Regions from separate parts of the Homo sapiens genome. Here region 2 is linked to region 1. Evidence: chromatin loops called from intact Hi-C (ENCODE). Cell type or tissue: mammary epithelial cell. All regions are shown on one strand.

Region 1 (2,500 bases):
AACTTTGCCCCTGGCCTCAGAAAAAGTAGCTCATGGTATCTCCCAGTGTAGAGTCTGATCTGCTTAGGAAAGTAAGTTTGAACCTTCCTGAAGGCAGAGGTATGGACGAGATGACCCAGACCTCATCTAAAGCCAGGCAGCTTTGTGATTCCCTTCCAGGATTTTATGAAAGAAATAAAATTATTCACTTGGAATGTTTGCTACCAGAAATGTCAGAGAAGCTGTAAAGGGCCATTTATTTGGGACCTTCTAACCATGTGTTATGGTAGAAAATTTGAGAGAAGGAACAGGCCATTAGGAAAATTATTTTATTCACTTCAACTATTATTGTCTTGTTCTGATAATATTCTATTTGAAAACTTGCATTCATAGCACTCTTTCACATAAAATCGTGTTCTCTGGGTCCTTCCCACCTCATCATGCTTCTTTCTCTCACATGTATAGAGATTGTTTTTCATTTTGAACCCAGTTGCTTCCTCTTTGATGCTGTAGAAAATCACCCTTCTGGGCGTGTGGCATAATGACTTCCATGGCAATGGGCTGAAGTTACAGACAAGCCATTACGTGAGCACGACAGGCTGAGCAGAGAGACCAGAGCCAGTTCTTTTAAAACTGCTGTCCTTGATAATAGCAGGACAGAGGTAGAAAATTACTGGCATTATAAATTGCTTTTTCGATAAAGGTTTTGACTCTGTCTTTTAAAAAGCTGTGCCACACGGGGAAAATCTCTCTGCATTTTTAATTGTAGATAATTTTGTGTAAGAAAAACCTCCCCATGAAAATGGTCTAATGAAATGTGCTTCGTTTGACTTTGGCAAAGCTCCATGTCATTCTAAACGAGTGCATAAAAACAGACACAAACAATATTTGCTATTACCTAAAAGTGTAAGAGATAATTTACATCAAAAGCAAAAGAGGAGATTGAGAATTGGAGAGTGGTCCCTAAAGCAGAGCTCCCACTTCTACACGCACGCATAAAAGAGCAGGAATAAAGGAAGTGTGGTGTACTGCCACCCAGCGGTGAGTCAGGGAAGACTGAGGACTACCATGACCCCTCAGTGTCCAGAGCCCAACCTAGGTAGACAAAAACCAGGGCAAAAAGAAACAAGGCCCCAGTCCTGCTAAAGGAGAAGACATGTTCTAAAGTTTATGCTTTACTCAAAGAATGCCATCTCAGAATCTTGTTAATGCTTATCTTAGGCATAATTCTAACATGCATAACTTTCAAACCCATCAGGAGATCGAAACCATCCTGGCCAACATGGTGAAAACCGGTCTCTACTAAAAATACAAAAATTAGCTGGGCATGGTGGCGCGTGCCTGTAGTCCCAGCTACCCAGGAGGCTGAGGCAGGAGAATCGCTTGAATCCGGGAGGCGGAGGCTGTAGTGAGCCAAGATCACACCACTGCAGTCCAGCCTGGGCAACAGAGTGAGACTCCATCTAAAAAAAAAAAAAAAAAAAAAAAAAAAGAAGAAGCAAGTAAATAGAATGGAAAGAGGAAAGGAAGGCCTATTGCATGTAGGCTTCTCTGTGTAAGCAGTACGGTGCATCCCGTAGAGGACAATGGTGGACTCCTTAGAGTCAAGTGTCTCTGTGCCTTTTACTAGCTGGGGAACTTGCTCAAGTCATATCACCTCATTGTACTTCATTTTCCTCATCTGAAAAATTAGCATGATAATTGTACTACCTACCTCATAGAACTGTTTTTGAGGATTAAAGAAGAAATTCGTAGAAATAGGGCAGTTCCTGATACTTAGTATGCATTCAGTGTCAGCCATGAGCATTTTAGAAATATAGAAGCTCAAATCCATTAAGGACTAAATCCTGGTTGTTATTTAAATTATTCATTTGTTCATTCAATTCACATTTATTAAGCACATATTATGAGCCAGGTAATGAATAGCCGCTGTGTAAATAAATATCAATAAGCGACTGCCCTTCCCATCTAGGAACTCAGACATGCAAGCAAAATTTACATCAATGGTGGGAAGTGCTGGAGGAGCATTTACGTGGGAACACAGACCCTATCCCTGGAGAGGTCAGGATGGCTTCCTAGGGGTGACGTTCAAGGGGGTGCATGGGAGGTGAGGAGGGGGAGTGCATTCCAGAGGAGGATGCAACATGTTTAAACAAAGGCTCAGATGGAGGGAGAGCTGGTGATTTTGCTCCTCAGGGTGTAAGGGGTTCTGAGAGGGGAGTTGAGGCTGAAGAGGCAGGCGGGGCCAGTGCTGGAAGGCCCTTGCCTGTGCAGCTAAATCCTTAGGTTTGCTCCACGGTGTTCAAACTTCTTCAGCATTACATATATTTTTCCCCAACAAAATCTCATGGAAAACTCCAGCATATGAAAAAAAAATAAAAGCAGCATTTTGTTAACAGACATTTAGTTTGTAAGTTCAAATTTATGACGGTTACAGAATGAATCAATAAGATCAATAAAGAAGTATTAATTAATACAACATTTTGGGCATATGTGTGACAAACCCAACTTCCATTTTATA
Region 2 (2,500 bases), 380 kb after region 1:
ATCCATTTAGTGTGAAGAATGCCTTCTTTTAAATGATCACCTGATTCTCTGAAATAATGAACTTATGACTGCTTATCACAGCATAAAATTCACAAACGTTTAACTTTTTAAGTATATATAGCTAATCCTCATTCCCAAGACCCTACTAACTATATTAAAAATAAACAGCATAATTTGTTTCTAGGACTGTCCACTGGGACGACAGCTGTAACAGAATCCAGTGAATCTTAAAATCCAGTGTATTTTAAATAGGGGGTAAATTACCAAGCCTGGCAAACACTGGAATTTCATCTGTTCAATACTATAAAATATCAATAAACATTAATATTAATGTCAATCCTCCTATAGAACAAATATAATTTAAAGCAAAAACAGCATAAGCCACGTGAACCTTCAATATCTTTAGACATGAAACATCCTTCCCAGAGACAGAAGAAAAAGTCTTTGACCAAAATCAGACATTCTTCCAACAATAATCAAAAATCAAAATGGAGCTTTTTCAGAGTGAATGTTCAAATTATGTAAATATTCTCAAATACCTCAAGTTAAAATTAAAAGTCTCATTTTAAAAATTGTGTTTAGCTACAGTTAAAGAAATTCTGGTCAAAAAGCAAATTAAAAGAAGAAAAATTTTTATCAAAAAGCAAATTAAAAGATAATAGTAAAGAAGTGCCTCTTTGAAACACAACAAATACATAAAGAAGGAAGAAAAATCAGCATTGTATGTATTACTACATTTTAAAATAACTTATATTCTAAAGGCTTACCAAAGAAAATAAATTATCAAATTTTTTCACTTCATTTATAATTGTACATGATTTATTATTAAAAGTCAATAATGCATTAGCATTCCAGTTATACACCACATAAGAAACACTGAGTATGGCAACTTTCCCCACGGATTTCAATAATTGACATTTTTCTTGTATATAATACTTACATTATTTGAGACACAATAATGGACAGTGAAACTTTTATACATTACTTATTAAGTTCATATAGTGCCATCTGGTGGTTAACATGATACATTATTAAGTTTTCCCTAAATGTAAGGAAACTACCACTTTGAAAATAATTACTTAATGAAAGGCCAATTTTCTCTTTTTTAGCATTCATCTTGTTCTAATCATCTGGTCTTAAAAACTTACTTTCCTACTCAACTTCTAAATGTGTCTTAAAATCTTCCAAATTGGCCAGGCGCGGTGGCTCACGCCTGTAATCCCAGCACTTTGGGAGGCCGAGGCGGGTGGATCACGAGGTCAGGAGATCGAGACCATCCTGGCTAACACGGTGAAACCCCGTCTCTACTAAAAAATACAAAAAATTAGCCGGGCGAGGTGGCGGGCGCCTGTAGTCCCAGCTACTCGGGAGGCTGAGGCAGGAGAATGGCGTGAACCCCAGGGGGCGGAGCCTGCAGTGAGCCGAGATTGCGTCACTGCACTCCAGCCTGGGCGACAGCTAGACTCCGTCTCAAAAAAAAAAAAAAAAAAAAAAAAATCTTCCAAATTGCCATTACTGCCCCCTGCTTCTTAGCATATGCCCTTCACAGATAAACCTTCTTTGCCTATTATAGTTCCATTCTTTATCTTTCAAGCTTTTTCCCAGATTGCCATGTAGCCCTCAGATACATCCCTCCTTAGTTGAAAACTTTCTAGTCATCTCCTCTCAAAATAAAAATAATATCTAAAATTTAGTGATGTACCAAGCATTACACTAAGTGCCTTAAGTGAACAATCTAACTTAATCTTCACATCAACCCTGTAAAATAGGCACTATTATTATCCTCATTTTACAGCTAAGGAAACAAGCTTATAAAGGTACACGGACTTCTCAAAGAAATTTGACTCAAGAACCCACCTTATAGCCATTTAATATTGCTCCTTTCCAAGTTTTGATAAAGAACTATAACTCAGTGAAAATTTATTTGCATGGCAGAAGTCAGCTGTTGAAAACAAACAAAGGTGCCCAAAACACAGAAAGGCTTTTTTTTTTTAATACATAAAAGATTAACCTTGTGAATAAATATTAATCTGTAGACAATGCAACAGCTGTTAAAATCAAACGCCAAATGTTTTAAGTGCTAAAAGACTCATAATTAATGTCAATATGTTAAAGTGAAAAAGTTGGGAAAGAAATTTTAAAGCAGGAATAAACTGTTAAGCTGCTGATCAATGGTAAACATTAACTTATCTTATGTATATGCACAACATTCAGGGCTATTATGATCCAGCTGTTGCTCCTAATTCAATAGCCAGTGCAAGCTTTTACAATTAATTTCCCAAAGGTGCATTATCTCTCAATGTATATCTTTGCATTACTGTTCCCTCAACCTGCAAACTGTTCTTCCTTTACTTCTAGGAAAATGCCTATTCAGCCTTCAGAACTCACTTTATACCTAATTCCTTAGGAAACTTTCACTGATGCTCATCTCTTTCCCCTACACCAGAATACTTGAGCCACACAGCATCTGGCACATGACTTCTAGACTATCAATTAGTGT

What was found. Peaks named below come from ENCODE experiments on the same cell type or tissue, not always from the same donor. Only the 100,000 strongest peaks of a DNase experiment are listed, where the experiment ranks them.
Region 2: a loop joins it to region 1, with 7 times the contacts of the local background. A loop is called at or near these places in 11 of 110 quality-filtered maps.

The regions. Positions count from the first base shown.
Region 1 is chr13:40,067,896-40,070,395 of GRCh38, reverse strand. No RefSeq gene overlaps it. Among named protein-coding and RNA genes, the nearest start is that of LINC00332, 110 kb to the left of the region's middle. In mammary epithelial cell, a CTCF peak has its summit at 1,019 (motif pointing left); no DNase peak of the experiment used is centred here.
Region 2 is chr13:39,683,241-39,685,740 of GRCh38, reverse strand. The region is part of intron 8 of COG6 (component of oligomeric golgi complex 6); the gene reads right to left. Among named protein-coding and RNA genes, the nearest start is that of MIR4305, 20 kb to the right of the region's middle. In mammary epithelial cell, a CTCF peak has its summit at 1,016 (motif pointing left); no DNase peak of the experiment used is centred here.